2 separate regions of the Homo sapiens genome follow, and region 2 is linked to region 1. A link is an interaction called in ENCODE POLR2A ChIA-PET data of the cell type or tissue named here. Cell type or tissue: Panc1. All regions are shown on one strand. Each heading gives the region's core, and the rest is flanking DNA. Links, peaks and the distances in the headings are about the cores only.

Region 1 (7,971 bases), core at 2,082-6,081:
GACATTTCTGTTGGCTTTTGGGACCCCAACTCACAGGACTGGGCAGAAGTCAGGCTGCAACATACAGAGAACTTAATGGAAGTGAGCAGGCAGCCGAAGTAACCCAGGCTTTCTCATCTCAAGAAGCTCTTCCATTGCCAAGAACAGAGGGCAAGTTGATGTCACTACAAAAGTGATTTTTAAAGAAAGTCAAACCGCTTAAAGACTGCTTCTTATTTAGGCCCCATGGGTGCTAAGAAATGGCTTCCTCCTTTTTTTTCTTTTCCTCCTCCTCCCACTTAGCCTCACAAATGGTTGGCAGACTCTATCCTTAAATTGTGGCCAGGGACTGGAGCTGAAAACGCCTTTGAGGATTCTTCTGCAGCAACCACTAAAATCTCTGTCTGGAGATGCGAATGCTGCCTCTGAGGCTTCAGAACAGGCAGGGAGGCTCAGAACCAGCTACAGGCTACTTTCTTTCCTTTGTCTGGACAATTGCAACCAGGAAGGAGAAATCATCATAGGCTGTTTATTTGTAGACATTGGCTTGGCTGTTGGTCTCATTCTGAAATAAAGACACTAAAAGGGAAATAGGCAGACACCCCTGTCTTCCCCAGCCCAGGAGTTTCTACCTGGGCACTAATGACATTTAGAGCATGATGATTCTTTGTTTGCGGGGGACAGGCTGTCCTGTGCATTGTCTCTGGCCCTTGCCAGATGACAGCAGCACCCCCCACCCAATGTGACAACCAAAAATGCCTCTAGACATTGCCAAATGCCTCCTACAGGGGCAACACTGCCCCCTGTTGAGAACCACTGCTCTAATTGATTAGCATGTACACAGCGAGCTCCCATAAAAGGCTGAAAGGATGATTCTGTCCTTTTTTTTTTCTTTTGAGACTGAGTTTCGCTCTTGTTGCCCAGGCTGGAGTGCAATGTCACTATCTCGGCTCACTGCAACCTCTGCCTCCTGGGTTCAGGCGATTCTCCTGCCTCAGCCTCCCGGGTAGCTGGGATTACAGGCACCCACCACCGTGCCCGGCAAATGTTTTGTATTTTTAGTAGAGATGGGGTTTTACCATGTTGGTCAGGCTGGTCTTGAACTCCTGACCTCAGGTGATCCACCTACCTTGGCCTCCCAAAGTGCTGGGATTATAGGTGTGAGTCACTGTACCCGGCCAGGATGATTCTATTCTAAGAAGCTAGGAGAACATTCCAGATACTCCTCCAGAAACTACTCAGACTACCAAGCGGGTCAGCTCAAGAAGAGACCTAAGGCCGGACGTGGTGGCTCCTGCCTGTAATCCCAGCACTTTGGGAGGCCAAGGTAGGCGGATCACTTGAGCTCAGGAGTTCAAGACCAGCCTGGCCAACGTGGAGAAACCCCGTCTCTACTGAAAATACAAAAATTAGCTGGGCATGGTGGCGCACACGTGTAATCCCAGCTACTCGGGAGGCTGGGGCAGGAGAATCACTTGAATCCCAGAGGTGGAGGTGGCAGTGAGCCGAGATGGCGCCACTACACTCCAGCTGGCACAACAGAGCGAGACTTCGTCTCAAAATTTAAAAAATAAAAAGAAGAGAACTAAGGTTTGTCTTCCGTTAAACAAAGGCAGACCTTCTAAGCAAAGGTCTTCTGTGAAAAAGACTTTCTGGAATGTAGAGGGGGAAGGCTTACCCCTGGGGCAGTGAGGATTAAATGAAATAAGACAGGCAAAGTGCTTGGCAGAGGAGTATCAGATGGAAAGTGTTCATTGGTATTATTATTGTTATTATTATTCTATGTTCAAAAAACTGCTCATAGCTCTTCAAGCCTTAGAGGGTGCAAAAAGATGCTGCACAGCACGGCCACTCAGGAGGCAGAGCAACAACATTCCTGACTAGGAGAGTGTAGAGAAGATCAAATTTTGAGCAGAAAAGAACATTCGAGATTATTTGGATCAACCTTTCACTTTACAAGTAAGGAAGTAGGCTGGGCATGGTGCCTCATGCCTGTAATCCCAGCACTTTGGGAGGTCGAGGCAGGAGGACTAGGTGAGTATAGGAATTCGAGACCAGCCTGGACAACATAGCAAGATCCGGTCTCTATAGAAAAACAAAAATCAAGTAAGGAAGTAAAGTGGAAGTACACGGAGGTGGTGTGAAATGACTCGTCCAAGGTCACAGAGAGTGTTAAGGGTGGGCCTGGGGCCAGAGCTCAGGCTTCCTGCCCCACCCAGAGGCTATGTGTTTCCACTGCTTAGTCTGTCACCGAGGGGTGGATGGGAGGGTGGTGCCTCCTCCCTCGGTGTAAACCGGCTCCATGCTCACAGACCTGTTCCAGAGACCTTGCCGGTCAAAAATTCAAGTTCATGTACAGTATTTTTAAGAAATGTTTCCATAGAGATGGACAAATAATTGGAAACAATAATCCAGACAGAAAAGAACCACATTCATTGGAATAGGATGTATATAGCATGAGCTTGGGTGACAGTCCTGCTGACCTGGAGGGATGGTCAGAAAAGCCAGGCTGAGAGCTGGGAGATTCTGGGTTACAAGCTCACATTCCAGGACGGGAGCTTGATATCCTTTTTTTTTTTTTTTTAGATGGGCTCTTGCTCTGTTGACCAGGGTGGGGTACAGTGGTGTGATCATAATTCACTGCCACCTCGAATTCCTGGGCTCAAGCCATCCTCCCACCTCAGCCTCCCGAAGTGCTGGGATTACAGGCATGAGCCACCATGCCCGACAACGGAAATATATACATATATATTTTTGAGACAGAGCCTTGCTCTTTTGCCCAGGCTGGAGTGCAGTGGCGCGATCTCTGCTTACTGCAGCCTCTGCCTCCTGGGTTCAAGTGATTCTCCTGCCTCAGCCTCCCAAGTAGCTGAGATTACAGGCGCGTCACCACACCCACTCTGTTTTTAGTAGAGATGGGGCTTCACCATGTTGACCAGGCTGGTCTCGAACTCCTGGCCTCAAGTGATCTGCCCACCTCGGCCCCTCAAAATGCTGAGATTACAGGTGTGAGCCACCTCCCCCAGTCATGAAATCTTTTCATAGTCCTGTATGCACATCGATAACGCCCAGCCTATGAGTGCCCACTGAACAAGCACAGGCTGAGTCTTTCTGTACACCAGGCCTGGGGGAAGGTGACACAGTGATGACCCCTTTTCTTTCCCCCCCTTTTTTTTCTTTTTTTTTTGAGACAGAGACTCCTTCTGTCACTGCAACCTCTGCCTCCCGGGTTCAAGCAATTCTTGTGCCTCAGCCTCCCGAGTAGCTGGGACTACAAGCATGTGCCACCATGCTTGGATAATTTTTGTACTTTTTTTTTTTTTTTAGTTGAGGCAGGGTTTCACCATATTGGCTAGGCTGGTCTCGAATCCCTGACCTCAAGAGATCAGCCTACCTCAGCCTCCCAAAGTGCTGGGATTACAGGCCTGAGCCACCACACCTGGACTCCTTTTCCTTTTCCGGCTTCTAGAGGCCGCCAGCATTCTTTGGCTCCTGGTTTCTCCCTTGCATCACTCCAACCTCTTGCCTCTGTCCTCATACCTCCTCCTGCTGATGGCAGCACAGGCCCTGCATTTTCTAGCCAAGGGGCCCTTGGAAAGGAACTTAGCATCTCTGAAACTGTGTCCTTATCAGTGAGCTGGAGATGTCAGAGCGCCCACTTCACAGGGTTGATGGGACTGGGTCGAATGGGGTCTGTGTTAACGCTGAGCACTACGTCCTGCACACAATTTTATAATAGTAACGGTGATGATGATCGCCACCACTGTCATCCAACAGTCGTTTCTGTAGCTTGGAGACACAGATGGAGAGGTGACTTCTGCCTGAGGCATTAGGAAAAACTTTTTTTTTTCTTTTTTCTTTTTTTTTTTAGAGAGATACGATCTCTCTTTGTTGCCTAGACTGGAGTGCAGTATTGTGATCACGGCTCACTGCAGCCTCAAACTTCTCAGCTCAGGCGATCCTCCCGCCTCAGCCTCCCGAGTAGCTAGGACTACAGGCATACATAGGAAAAACTGTTTTAGAAGTGATTGCTGAACTGGCCCTGATCAAATGACAGTAAAGGAATGTGACCAATAGACAAGGGGTGTGCTGGACAGAAAAACAAGGACAGCAGAAGGCACGGGTGTTTGTAGAACAGGGAGGTCCCAAGTGGCCCAGAGCAGAAGGTCAGGGTCAGTGCCAGGAGGTGGGATAGATGGCAAAGGGATAGAAAGCTAGGGCTTTGGACTCAGACAGGCTCAAGTTCAAGTCCTGCAGCTCCACATAAGAGCTCTGCAAACTGGAGTACCTCGTTAGCTGCTCCTGCTCTGCCTTTGTGAAACGCTCATGGGAACAGTGCCTACCGCCTAGGCTTGCAGCAATTAAAGGCCGTTCTGATATGGGAGAGGCACAAGAGGCAGCTTGGAAAGGGCTCTGCGGGCCTGGCCAAGGAGTTTGCACTCTGCAGGGTCACGTCTTCGCTTTTCTTCTACTCTTCATCCCGTGTGCTCCATCCTTTTCCCTCAGACAACAGGAAGGCTGAGCACTGACCTTCCTCATCTTACGCCTGTCACTGTTCTCCTGAACTTAAAAATAATAGCTTTTGCCAGGCACAGTGGCTCATGTCTGTAATCCCAGCACTTTGGGAGGCCAAGGTGGGTGGACCACCTGAGGTCAGGAGTTCAAGACCAGCCTGGGCAACATGGTGAAACCCCGTCTCTACTAAAAATATAAAAGTTATCCAGGCATGGTGGTGGGTGCCTGTTATCCCAGCTACTTGGGAGGCTGAGGCAGGAGAATTGCTTGAACTCGGGAGGCAGAGGTTGCAGTGAGCCGAGATCATGCCACTGCACTCCAGCCTGGGCAACAGAGCAAGACTTCATCTCAAATAAATAAATAATTAAATAAACAAAAGAAAAAAGAGAAAGAAAGAAAGAAAAATAATAATAGCTTTCTTCACAGGTGGAAAAAATGTTATGAGACCATTGATCATCTGTAAAATGCGGGTAACAATGGCATTGACCTTATATGGTTGCTTTGAGGATTCACAGACAGAATGTGCAGAAGTGCCTGATGTTATAATGTGGGAGGCTAAAAGCTTAGGATCTGAAGTCAGGGGGACTGAGCCCGAATTGAAGCTATGTCACTTACTAGCTCTGTAAAGCGGGCAAGTGACTTAACCTCTCTGAGTCACAACTCCTTGTTTGTAAAATGAGGATGATAATATCAGCCACAGAGGTTCTTTGGCAAGCATACTAAGAGATCATCTAGGATGCACTCATTAACTATGATGATGATGGTGATGATGATGATGATGTCCTTTCTGTTTACATGTAAGACAAATTAGGCCCAGAGAGGGAAAGTGCCTTGCCCAAGGTCACACAGCAAGTTGGTGGTAATCCATCACACAGGCAGCTTCCTGTAGGATCTGCAGTCCAGGTGAATTCCCGGCATGAGTTCTGGGGACGGGAACCCGAGGCGGTACAAAGCATGCCCTCTCCCTAGGCTGTTTTCCTGTGTGAAGGGCAAGGTAGCATCCCCCACCTGCAGCCTATAAATCCGCACCAGTGGCCACTGCCTCCCAGGACTGTGTGGCTCTGCCTGCTGAGGAATCAGATGGTACCAGCAGACGGTCTCTCCATGCTACTGGAACCTGCATCGCGCCCATCATTTATTTTGGACAAGATGCAAGATGAGATATCAAAGGAATCAGCTGCTGGTCAGAGGAAATAGAAAAGGGGCCAGAACTCTGCCTGGCTCTGCTGGGCACAGAGTAAGCCCCCTCTCCCCTGCAAATCCGAATTAGGCTCCCCAATCTTAATCCAACTTTATTAATTGAAATTAAATCAATTCAAAGATAGAAGAGGCTAACTAGTTTCTTGGTTTCAAGCTTTTTGCTAAATATATATATATATATATATATATACATTTTTAAAAACTGGAGGTATTTATAGAATTAGAGTTCAGATTAGAGAGTTTCAAGTACCAGTTGAGGCCAATGGAAGTAAAGGGTCAGGAGTTCTGGCTCCCCACATTCAAATGAGCCAAGGGATGACCTCAAACACATCAGTTCGGGGTTTTATTTTTCCAACATGCTCTGCTGACTAATTGAGCTTTTCAGACCTCTCTGGAACAGATGCTGGTGTGAATAAAGCCTCCCTTTGCTCGAGGCACAACAGAAACACCCCCTAATGCCCAGCCAACGCGCCCACAAGATTTCAACTATTATTCAGGCCAACAGGAGGTATTGCAATTAAGAGATGATTGTCACCAACCCTCTTTAACAGCAAGCATGTCCAAGACGGAGGCTCCGGGGGAGGGTGGCTCTCGGGGGCCACCATCGTCAGGGTTGGCAGGTTTCCACCCTGGGAGTGAGTGACCAGGTCATGGGTGGATTGACACACAAATATTTTCTTTGGCAGATGGGACACAGTGAAAACAAGGTGAGGAGACCCAGGATAAGAGGTGCCCCTAAGTCTCCCGTCCGTTTCCCTCTCTGTAAAATGGACATCTCCAGAAACCAGCACTCTAAGTTTTAATTTAATTAATTAATTAATTTATTTATTTATTTATTTATGTTTTAGAGACAAGGTCTCACTCTGTTGTTGTCCAGGCTGGAGAGCAGTGGCGCTATCATAGCTCACTGCAGCCTCCAACTCCTGGGCTCAAGGGCTCCTCCTGTCTCAGCCTCCCGAGTAACTGAGACTATAGGTATGTACCACCACACCGGGCTACATTTTTTATTTTTTATAGAGACAGGGTCTCCCTATGTTGCCCAGGCTGGTCTCAAACTCCTGGTTTCAAATGATCCTCCCGCCTCAGTCTCCCAAAATGTCAGAATTACAGGCATGAGCCACCACGCCTGGCCCCTCCCAGTTTTAAAATATTGAAGAGCCCTCAAAGAAAATCAAACCAGCTGTGTCTCAGAGGTATAGGATCCTTCTGGCAGCTTGCAGACTGTAAAGAAGTTCAAAGAAACTCTGGTTGTTCCACTCTGGTTGTGGAAGTCATATTGGTCACTAGGATCTGAAAACATGTAGCTGAGAAGGGCTGAAGGGAATGGCTGAAGACCAGCGGGTGTGAATTGTCTTTCACCAACGGGAACTAGCAACCTTTTGTTCCATCAGTTTTTCATAGGAAAATTAAAAGGTTATCATGGGAAGCCCCCCTCCCCAGCAATCAATTACTATTGTTAGGATGAATAACAATAGACTTGCCCTCCACTTCAGCCTGTCCAGGATTCAGAAGTGCTTTTTGAATGCTAGTCCATTCATCCTCACGGTAACCTTGGAAGCATTCCATTAGGCAAATTCTGTATTACTTTTGCCTCTACAAAATATGTAGTGCCATTCTCTTGATGGAAAAATTAATCAAGCTATGATCTGAAAAGAATAATAATGGGGAGAAAATCCTGGGGGTGGTCTGAACTCACATGGACAGTTTGAATAACTCCAGACTTCAAATGTTGTACCTAGACCTCTGCCGTGGTGGGGAAGTGTTGATTTTGAAGGGTCAGGGCCCAGAAGCACCTTCTGATGGTCTGAGCACCAGGAAGCCTTTAGGTTCACTGAGTTTGCGTCTCCTGAAATAATATTATTTATTATTCTTGGCTGTGCCGCTCACTTACTGAATGACTTTAGGGAATCATTCTAACCTCTCCACTTTCCTCGTTTGTAAATGGGTTAATTATATTTGCCCACCTCACAGAAGTGTTGTGCAGATAAAACAATGAAAGGTGAAACAGAAAGGCCCTTTCCTCATTCAGTGGGCTGCCTGAGAATTCCTAACTCTGCATGCAGTGAAACAGCTAAATGCCTTTACTTACATGGATGGTTATAGTCCTGGCTGGCAATCACCAACTGGCGATTAGCTCTGCAATCAGCAAATTTAGTGCCAGGCTGGGGGGACCTGGGGCGATGCAGGACTGGAGCGCGAGTCCCAACCCTGCCAGTTCCTGGCTGTGTGACCTCGGGTAAGCCACCTAACCTCTCTGAACCCCTGTTTTCTGCTCTA
Region 2 (7,971 bases), core at 1,364-5,363, 410 kb before region 1:
CTCTTCCATCTTCTGTCCAATATCAGTTTTTGCATGAGAGAGGTAGGCTATTTTATACAGTACTAGTCAGTCAGAGAAACACATTTTATTCTATGCAGTAAAGCAAGCTTTGATTTTAAGAGACTATGTAAACCCAATCTCAGCCATTTCTGCTTAAGAAAATCAAAAAGAGAGTTTACACAAAAGTGATACAGCACACTTCACGCACACTTTATTTTTATGTCAAATAGCTTCCTATTGCAATATCCTCATCTGCAAGAAACACTAAGTCCTTATTTAGGAATACTAAATTGTGTCACCCTTGAGGCTTATGCAAGCTTATCATCTGACTTTTAAACATTTTCTATCTCTTAGAAAATACTCTGATCAAATGCCTAGGTTTCTACTTTCAGTAAGCATGTAAAAGCATTAGCACTGATTGCCCTAAAGCACTTTCAGAAAAACAGTTCCCATTTGGTTAAACAGTCATCAAATTTTAAGACCAGGAATCCATACTTTTTAAATGCTACTTTTTTTTTTTAATTCAAACCTATATCAGGAAAAATCATTTTTTGGTCCAGTATCAAAATCTAATCTCCACCCCTCAAGAAATAAAGAAATCTATCTGCCTTAACACCATACTTCCAACATTTAAGAAGCCAATCAATTACAACTAATACCTTTATACACTAAAGAGCATCAGTCAGAAGGACAAATTTTCTCAGGAAAATAATTTCAAGTTCAAGGTTATATGAGCATTTTGGACGTCATACTGTTTTCCACGAAATATAATTTAAATCAGCAGAGAGCCAAAATACATTGTCATGGTTGAAATAAAAGGAGGAAAAGTCCGGGCGCCATGGCTCATGCCTGTAATCCTAGCACTCTGGATGGCCAAGGCAGGAGGATGCTTTTCAAAAAAAAAAAAAAAAGGAGAAGAAGAAGGAAAAAGCAAACATTATTTTAAATAGCCTGTTTTTTAAAAAATTACATGACTAAATTATCTTAGCAACATAAGATTTCTTTAATAAAGTACTACCAATCCCCTGCCTTTTTTTTAATTATCGCATTTCCTTCTTACCCCAGGAAAAAAGTAATAATGGCCACACTGCAGTCATTCAACATTTCCAAAGAACTTTTGTACTTTGTACAATGTTAACAATCTAGTGTACTATAGCCACCTTTCTCATCACACATTGCAAGACATTAATTATATTCACAATAAATTTTCACACTTACTAGTGAAATACCATTTGTAGTTCAAAATAATTTGAAACTTCAAGAAAAACAGGTGAGAAAAATAATCTTTCCTTTCAGGTCTAATTTGTGAAACTTTCAGAATTCATTCAATTAGCAATTGTTCAACTATTGTTGAATTACTTGACAGGGACTATGTTAAAAGTGCTAACAGAAGAATATGTACGTAAACTGTCCTCAATGAGCCTACACCCCACAAGGAGAGAAAAAACACAATAATCAAAGCGTTCTGGTGCATGAAACCAGCAGTAGTACACTAAGTCTATACTAAGCACACTTCAAAGACTTCAAAGACTCACTGTGCCTCAATTTATATTTTAATCAATAAATTTGAATTTTTTAATGATTAAAAATAGTTTATAAAATAAAAGCACTACGCAGCAAGTTAGATTTTTTTAATACAGGGCTAGAGAGGTAGAGAATATCATAATAATTCCTATGACATAGTAGATCGGGTAGCTTTTGTCTTTTTAACTTAAAACAAGAGGGATGGTGTAAGCAAAAGGGCACATCTTCTGGGTTAAAACAGATACAGATCAGATCTGGAGAGAGCAGGTTACAAAAGAAGAACAGTCATCCTCAAGATTACTTAGTAAATACCCATGCTGGCCTTGAAACCATGGGCAAAATTCCAGATTGTAAAAGAAAACTGACTGTACAAAGACTAGGATCAACTGAATATAAAAATACACATCCACTAGTATAATTTTAAAAAGCCCCCATGGGTTGTCATATGAGAGTATCTATCTTTACCCAAGTCTTAACTTTCTTTAAAGTCCTCTATCCCAAATTGAAAATATTATTTGAAAATGTTACACGAAGAAGTATACAAGAAAAGTCTTCTACAAGATTAGATCAGGTAAGCCTATGTACTGTAATACCATATAAATTTTGGTCATTAAGTCCATCCAAATAAGGGTTGTAATAATAAATGAAGAAACCCTGAGATGGATACATTTCCTTAACTAAAAAAGAAATTACAAGGATGAGAGAAAAAGAATAAAAATAGACATTAACCCCGAGAAATAAAAATGACACATGTAGATCAACATCATAAAACATTTGATTTTTAAAAATGGTGATCCAAATATTCAACAAATCTATAAGCTGTGTATAAAGAAAGGTAACTTATGTGCACAGTCAGCAGCATTATTAATGCATTTAATAACACATGTGAAGCAAAGGACATCAAGGAGGCAGGAGGCTTCAGGGGGATCTGTACAGGTGAGCTTTACCTCCCACAATTGTACAGAGTTTTAGGAGCACGTGTATGGGTGCTTTTTTTTCTAGGAGACCATCCAAAGCTTTCTGCAGGTCTTCAAATGGATGAATGATCTGAAAAACCTAAGAGCCATCCATATAAGACTATAAAGTTTCCAACATTACAAATATGTCTTTTTCTTGAAAATGAGCAATATAATACAGTAAGAAAATAAGTTCTAAAAAGAATTAGGTTAAGGGCAAGGTTAAAACAAGCTATCATCAAAACTCCATGAAAGTCTTTTTATGGCATTAAAGAAATATGCTTCATTCTCTTTGTAAGCTGTAAATTTGAAAATTTAAAGTTTTAGGAAACTAAACTAGCTTTACAAAACAGATGTTGCTGCCTATGCCATTTAATCAATTCAAGTCACATTCCTAGAAGACAATATAGCCATCTGATGAGTTCAGCGTCAATGGAATGAGCCAAATCCACACAACAGCATTTTACAAAAATAATCAGTGGTTTAAAGCAGGGCATGTGCAAAATTCCTGAAATAACACATACATAATTCACTGCCAAACTCAGATCAATTCAGAATCTGCAGAGGCAAGAAGCATTATTATGGCTCTGAAATCCATATTCAGTAAGGCTGTGTTCAGAAAGTTTCATTTCAATTTCAAGAAAATAAATGACTAGAGAAGCTCAATAATGATTTTGGCAGATATAAGTACCCTTCGTTCAAAGCAGAATCATTTTACAGAGCTTAAGATTTTTTAAAAGATAAAGAAAAACACCAATTTATAGGACCTAAGTCTTGAATTTAAGGATGAAATGTCATCAACTTGAGAAATATAACACTGTATCTACTCAAATATTATAGCTATCCAGACAACAGTTAGAGGCAAGAGAGTACAATGGAAATGGTTGAAAAAGCACAGCCTTATTAGAGATCAGTTAGAATTGCAATTCTAACTGCATCACCACCAAGCTGTATGACACTGAGCAAGTTACTTCATTGCCCCATGCCTCGGCTTACGCATTTTTAAATCTCCTGTGGCTGTGATGCACAAGGAACTCCCCTCTCTCTAAAATCCACCAACCCTTAACCTTCTTCCCCTGACAGCCTCTGGGGTTCTTCACGGTCAGCGTCTCCCCACAGATTCACTCAAGTCTTTCTATTCAATAAGGCTTCAGAAAAATTAAAAACTGCTTCTCACAAAAGGCTTAGGAGAAAATGCAAAGTTAGAAGAATCTCAAAAATGTAAGAAAATCTGGCAAATGAAGAATACAAGAGAAATCACAAAGTTTTACAAAAGCACTCCTGTTCTTACCAGAACTCAATACCTGGAAGGCAGATGAATGGGCTTTGCTAAAACTTTTCAGATTTATTTTATGCTTGCTTGCCACAGAAACCAACACTGGACCTTTTAGTCTGAATTTCCTCATCTACAAAAACAGCGGGACCAAATTAAATCAGCGTTCTTCAAACTGTATTCCTCTGAACTCTCGAGTTTCATCAAAGTGCCTCAGAGACCTCAAGACAAATGTCTCCACACCATCTTCAGGCAGGAATGTTAACAGTTTTCTATATGAGGGTTCCATGTAAGATTCGGTTTTACAAGTTTTGCTTATAAAAGGCTTGCAAATGTTTACAAAATAAATAGGCCTTAAACTTGTAACATTCTGTACATGTAATATCATCACTTTGTGGTGGTGTTTATTTTTCTCTACTTGATGCTAGAAACAGTAACTTTTCTGAAGCTTTTGTTTTAAAAGGTGTTTTGTTTTGTGTTTTTTTTTTTGAAATAAACATAAAAATAAAAATAAAAAAACAGTCCAGTGCTAGAGCTGGTGGTAAAAGTGAAGACATATAAGGAAAGACTAGTGTAAGTTACCACAAAAGACAAGAGTGAGGCTGGGCGCAGTGGCTCACACCTGTAATCCAAGCACTTTGGGAGACCGAAGTGGGCAAATCACCTAAGGTCAGGAGTTCGAGACCAGCCTGGCCAACATGGCGAAACCCCATCTCTACTAAATATACAAAAATTATCCGGGCATGGTGGCAGGCGCCTGTAGTCCCAGCTACTCAGGAGATTGAGGCAGGGAGAACTGCTTGAACCCAGGAGGCAGAGGTTGCAGTGAGCCGAGATCACGCCACTGCACTCCAGCCTGGGCAATAGAGTGAGACTCCATCTCAAAAAAACACAAAAAGAAAAAGACAAGAGTGAAAAGTCATCGAGGAATCACTCAGACTTACGAATTGAATCAGTTAACTATATGCTTAGTTAGAAACAATAAAAACCCATTGCACAAATATTTTTGGTGAATAGGCTAGCCAGAGCAAAAATTTTATTTTATGGAAGAAAATTACATGTCGTAATGGTATCTGCAAAAGTGGGACTTTCAGAAGGCTTCAATATGCATTTCTTTGAAATGCCAGTGGTGGGCATACCACAATAGCTACTGATCTGCTTCCAAAAGTCAACCTAACTCAAAGTTTCTGCACATGAACCACAATCTAGCAATCTTTCTACTTTGAGAGAGAACAAAATTTTCTTTCTACTTTTGAGAGAGAACAAAATTCTAGATTACGGACCATAATCTATCAATCTTTCTACTTTGAGAGAGAACAAAATTTATCAGAACCTAGCCTTCCATAAAACTCCAGTGATTCAGACCAGCTGCTCAGGAGTCAGGAGCTGCCAGACGTAAACTGAATTGCTGTATTCCATGACTGCTATCAGCTAGGAGTAGCTACTACGCAGGAAGAACTTGTAAGAACTTTCCTGGCTAGCAAAAGACTGCTTGCTGTCTCAGTACCCATGCTGTAGGCAGTTCATGGCAATTCTTACAACAATCCTATTTTTCAGCGTAGATGGATGTTCTAATTCCTAAATTATAAACCTTTCACCAACTGCCTTTCTTCTAGTATGTGTTCTGGTGTTTGCTGTCATGACTTTTAATATAATGCCTTGTCTCATTCCCCACTATAAGTTCCTCTAGTTGCTATCTGGTCATTCTTGATCTCACTCTCCATTATATGTGTCCTCCTTTGGTCTACCCCTATCTTGTTCTGACCCACTGTTTTCCCTAGACCTGGCTCCTGCCCTTTATCCTAAACCTACCTTGTCTTGTCTGTAGATCCCTATCTGTAGATATAGAGATACTTAGGTATTATTATTATCTTATTTTCTTAAGCTAACCTGGCCAGAGTTTTCAGAATTGGCAAAGAATAAGATGTGTTCCCTTTCAGAATTTATAAAATGGCTAATATAAAAGAAGAATAATATCGCTGCCAAGAAAAAGCAGCAGTGTAGTGTCAGTGGTGATCACAGCTGGGACAAATACTGCTTCTTTGCTGTCTCCTCTGGTGGCTACCTAGAACACCATAAACCCTTTCTTCCAACTGTACATGGCCTCCTACTTACTCAACTACTCATGTGGCTTGCCTTCTGGGACACACAAATTCATCTTCATACTGTCGCCAAATCCTAACCAGAACTCAGAAAATGGTGAACAAAAACGGTGCCTATTAAAGAGAAAGAGAAGTCAGATTTTATCCTTATCCATTTGCTCTAGGAGCTCTGATGGCAAAAGCACTTCAAAACACCAGTTAACTATGTATTCCAACAATACACGATAAATGAGATGGCACTTCAAAAAGAGGTGCTGTAATACAAATTTTTTTCAAGTCGTGTTTTTTTTAACGTTTTTCCTAGCTTTTTTACACTCAATGAGACTCAAACAGAACTAGTCCTCTTCTCATCAGCTACTTGGGACCAAAGACATAAGTTCTTATTAGAAGATTCCTTCCCTCACCACCCCATAAAAGAAGCACAATGGTCCACTCCCTACAATAATCACCTTCTCAACTGTTCTACCATTAAAAAAAAAAAACAAAGGAAGAGAAAAAAAAAAAAAAAAAGGAAAGTCTTTTAAAAAGAAGAGCTAAGTCCTTTTCCTCCCTACTGTTTTTGGCCAGAGGGAGGGAGAAACTGAGCTATCAGTCCATTCAGAAGAAAATGGGTTACAAACAGAATGATTAAAAAAGGTATATTTTGGTAAATGGCCACCAATCTAATCCATTTGAATGATTCCAATTATTTTCCTACCTTATCCTTTCATTCAGATCTATCTTCTGCCATTCCTGGAGCTTGAGAAAGCAGTTAACACTTCCCGCTCTGAGGAAATGAAAGCCGCCTCACCACTGCGATAATCATAACCATACATATTAACTTCTTCATTAAAATATATTTAATATAAATACAGCAGTTTCTGCTGTGAAAACTTTACAATGCACTGCATAACTAAAAACTTGTTTTTTTTTTTTTTTTGCTTCCTTTGTATAAAGAAAACAAAGTGGCAATGATTAATTGGACAAAACTAAGAAACCTACCAAACTTTTGGGAATTAACTTCAGCGGATATAGAGATACTTAAGTATTATTACCTTTTTTTTTTTTTTTTTTTTTTTTGAGATGGAGTCCCACTCTGTCACCCAGGCTGGAGTACAGTGGCGTGATCTTGGCTCACTGCGACCTCCTCCTCCTGGGTTCAAGCAGTTCTCCTGCCTCAGCCTCCTAAGTAGCTGGGACTACAGGCATACACCTCCACACCCAGCTAATTTCTGTATTTTTAGTAGAGACGGTGTTTCACCGTGTTGGCCAGGCTAGTCTCGAACTCCTGACCTCAGGTGATCCACTTAGGTATTATTATATTTCAGAAGCTGTCAAACCATAGGAACATCTAAAACCTTACCTTAAGCACAAGCTAACAAAGCCAAACTGTTACTAATTCCTTCCAGTGAAGGAATGATACTTCTTCAAATGTGAGCCAGAAGTAAAGTTATTTACACCAATACATTTAAGAACTATCAGTTTCATGAATGAACATCTATCAGTGAAGAAGGATAAAGAAAAGTTATAGACGGGGAAAAAAAGGTAACAATATACAAAATTAGCAAGCCAAAGGGCTGTTGAGGAAAAACAGCAAGTAGCCTTTTTTTTTCAAACACCTGTCCTCCTCTTATTATTAAATCTAGGAATCCAGAGCATTAAAAAGTTACCAAAGCACTGATATACAACTGAGTATCTGTTTCTATTTAAACATACTGAAAGAAGATAAAACGCTAAAATAATCTGCATTCTCTACAGAGTTCACTGTTTACAAGTTAAATAACAAAACATTAACTTCTTTATGCCTTGTTTTGTAGATTTGACTTTGGAACTACACTTCATAATTATAAAATGATTAACTTTTTTTTATATATCCCCCCCAAAACTCCAAAATAAGATGAAACAAAAGCACCTCACTGTGTAACCAGTTGGTGACAAAAACCACAGAGAGGAATTATTCTGAGTGACTTTAAAGCATAGTAAAGGCACATTCATAACAAAATATACACTAAGAACAAAGAAAATCTCTAGGTATACGAATACAGTCATATGCCGCCATGATGACGTTTCAGTCAACAGATGGACCACACAGATGATGGTGGTCCCATAATATAATAAAACTGAATTTTTACTGCAC

What was found. ChIA-PET counts read pairs that join two places held together with the same protein. Peaks named below come from ENCODE experiments on the same cell type or tissue, not always from the same donor. Only the 100,000 strongest peaks of a DNase experiment are listed, where the experiment ranks them.
Region 2: POLR2A ChIA-PET joins it to region 1 with 7 read pairs; 1 of 35 experiments calls an interaction of 5 or more read pairs at or near these places.

What each region holds. Positions count from the first base shown.
Region 1 is chr12:116,609,150-116,617,120 of GRCh38, forward strand. No RefSeq gene overlaps it. Among named protein-coding and RNA genes, the nearest start is that of LINC03088, 48 kb to the right of the region's middle. In Panc1, for the core only: no CTCF peak of the experiment used is centred there; no DNase peak of the experiment used is centred there; H3K27ac peaks cover 44 bases.
Region 2 is chr12:116,199,185-116,207,155 of GRCh38, forward strand. The region is part of intron 2 of MED13L (mediator complex subunit 13L); the gene reads right to left. Among named protein-coding and RNA genes, the nearest start is that of MIR620, 55 kb to the left of the region's middle. In Panc1, for the core only: no CTCF peak of the experiment used is centred there; no DNase peak of the experiment used is centred there; H3K27ac peaks cover 386 bases.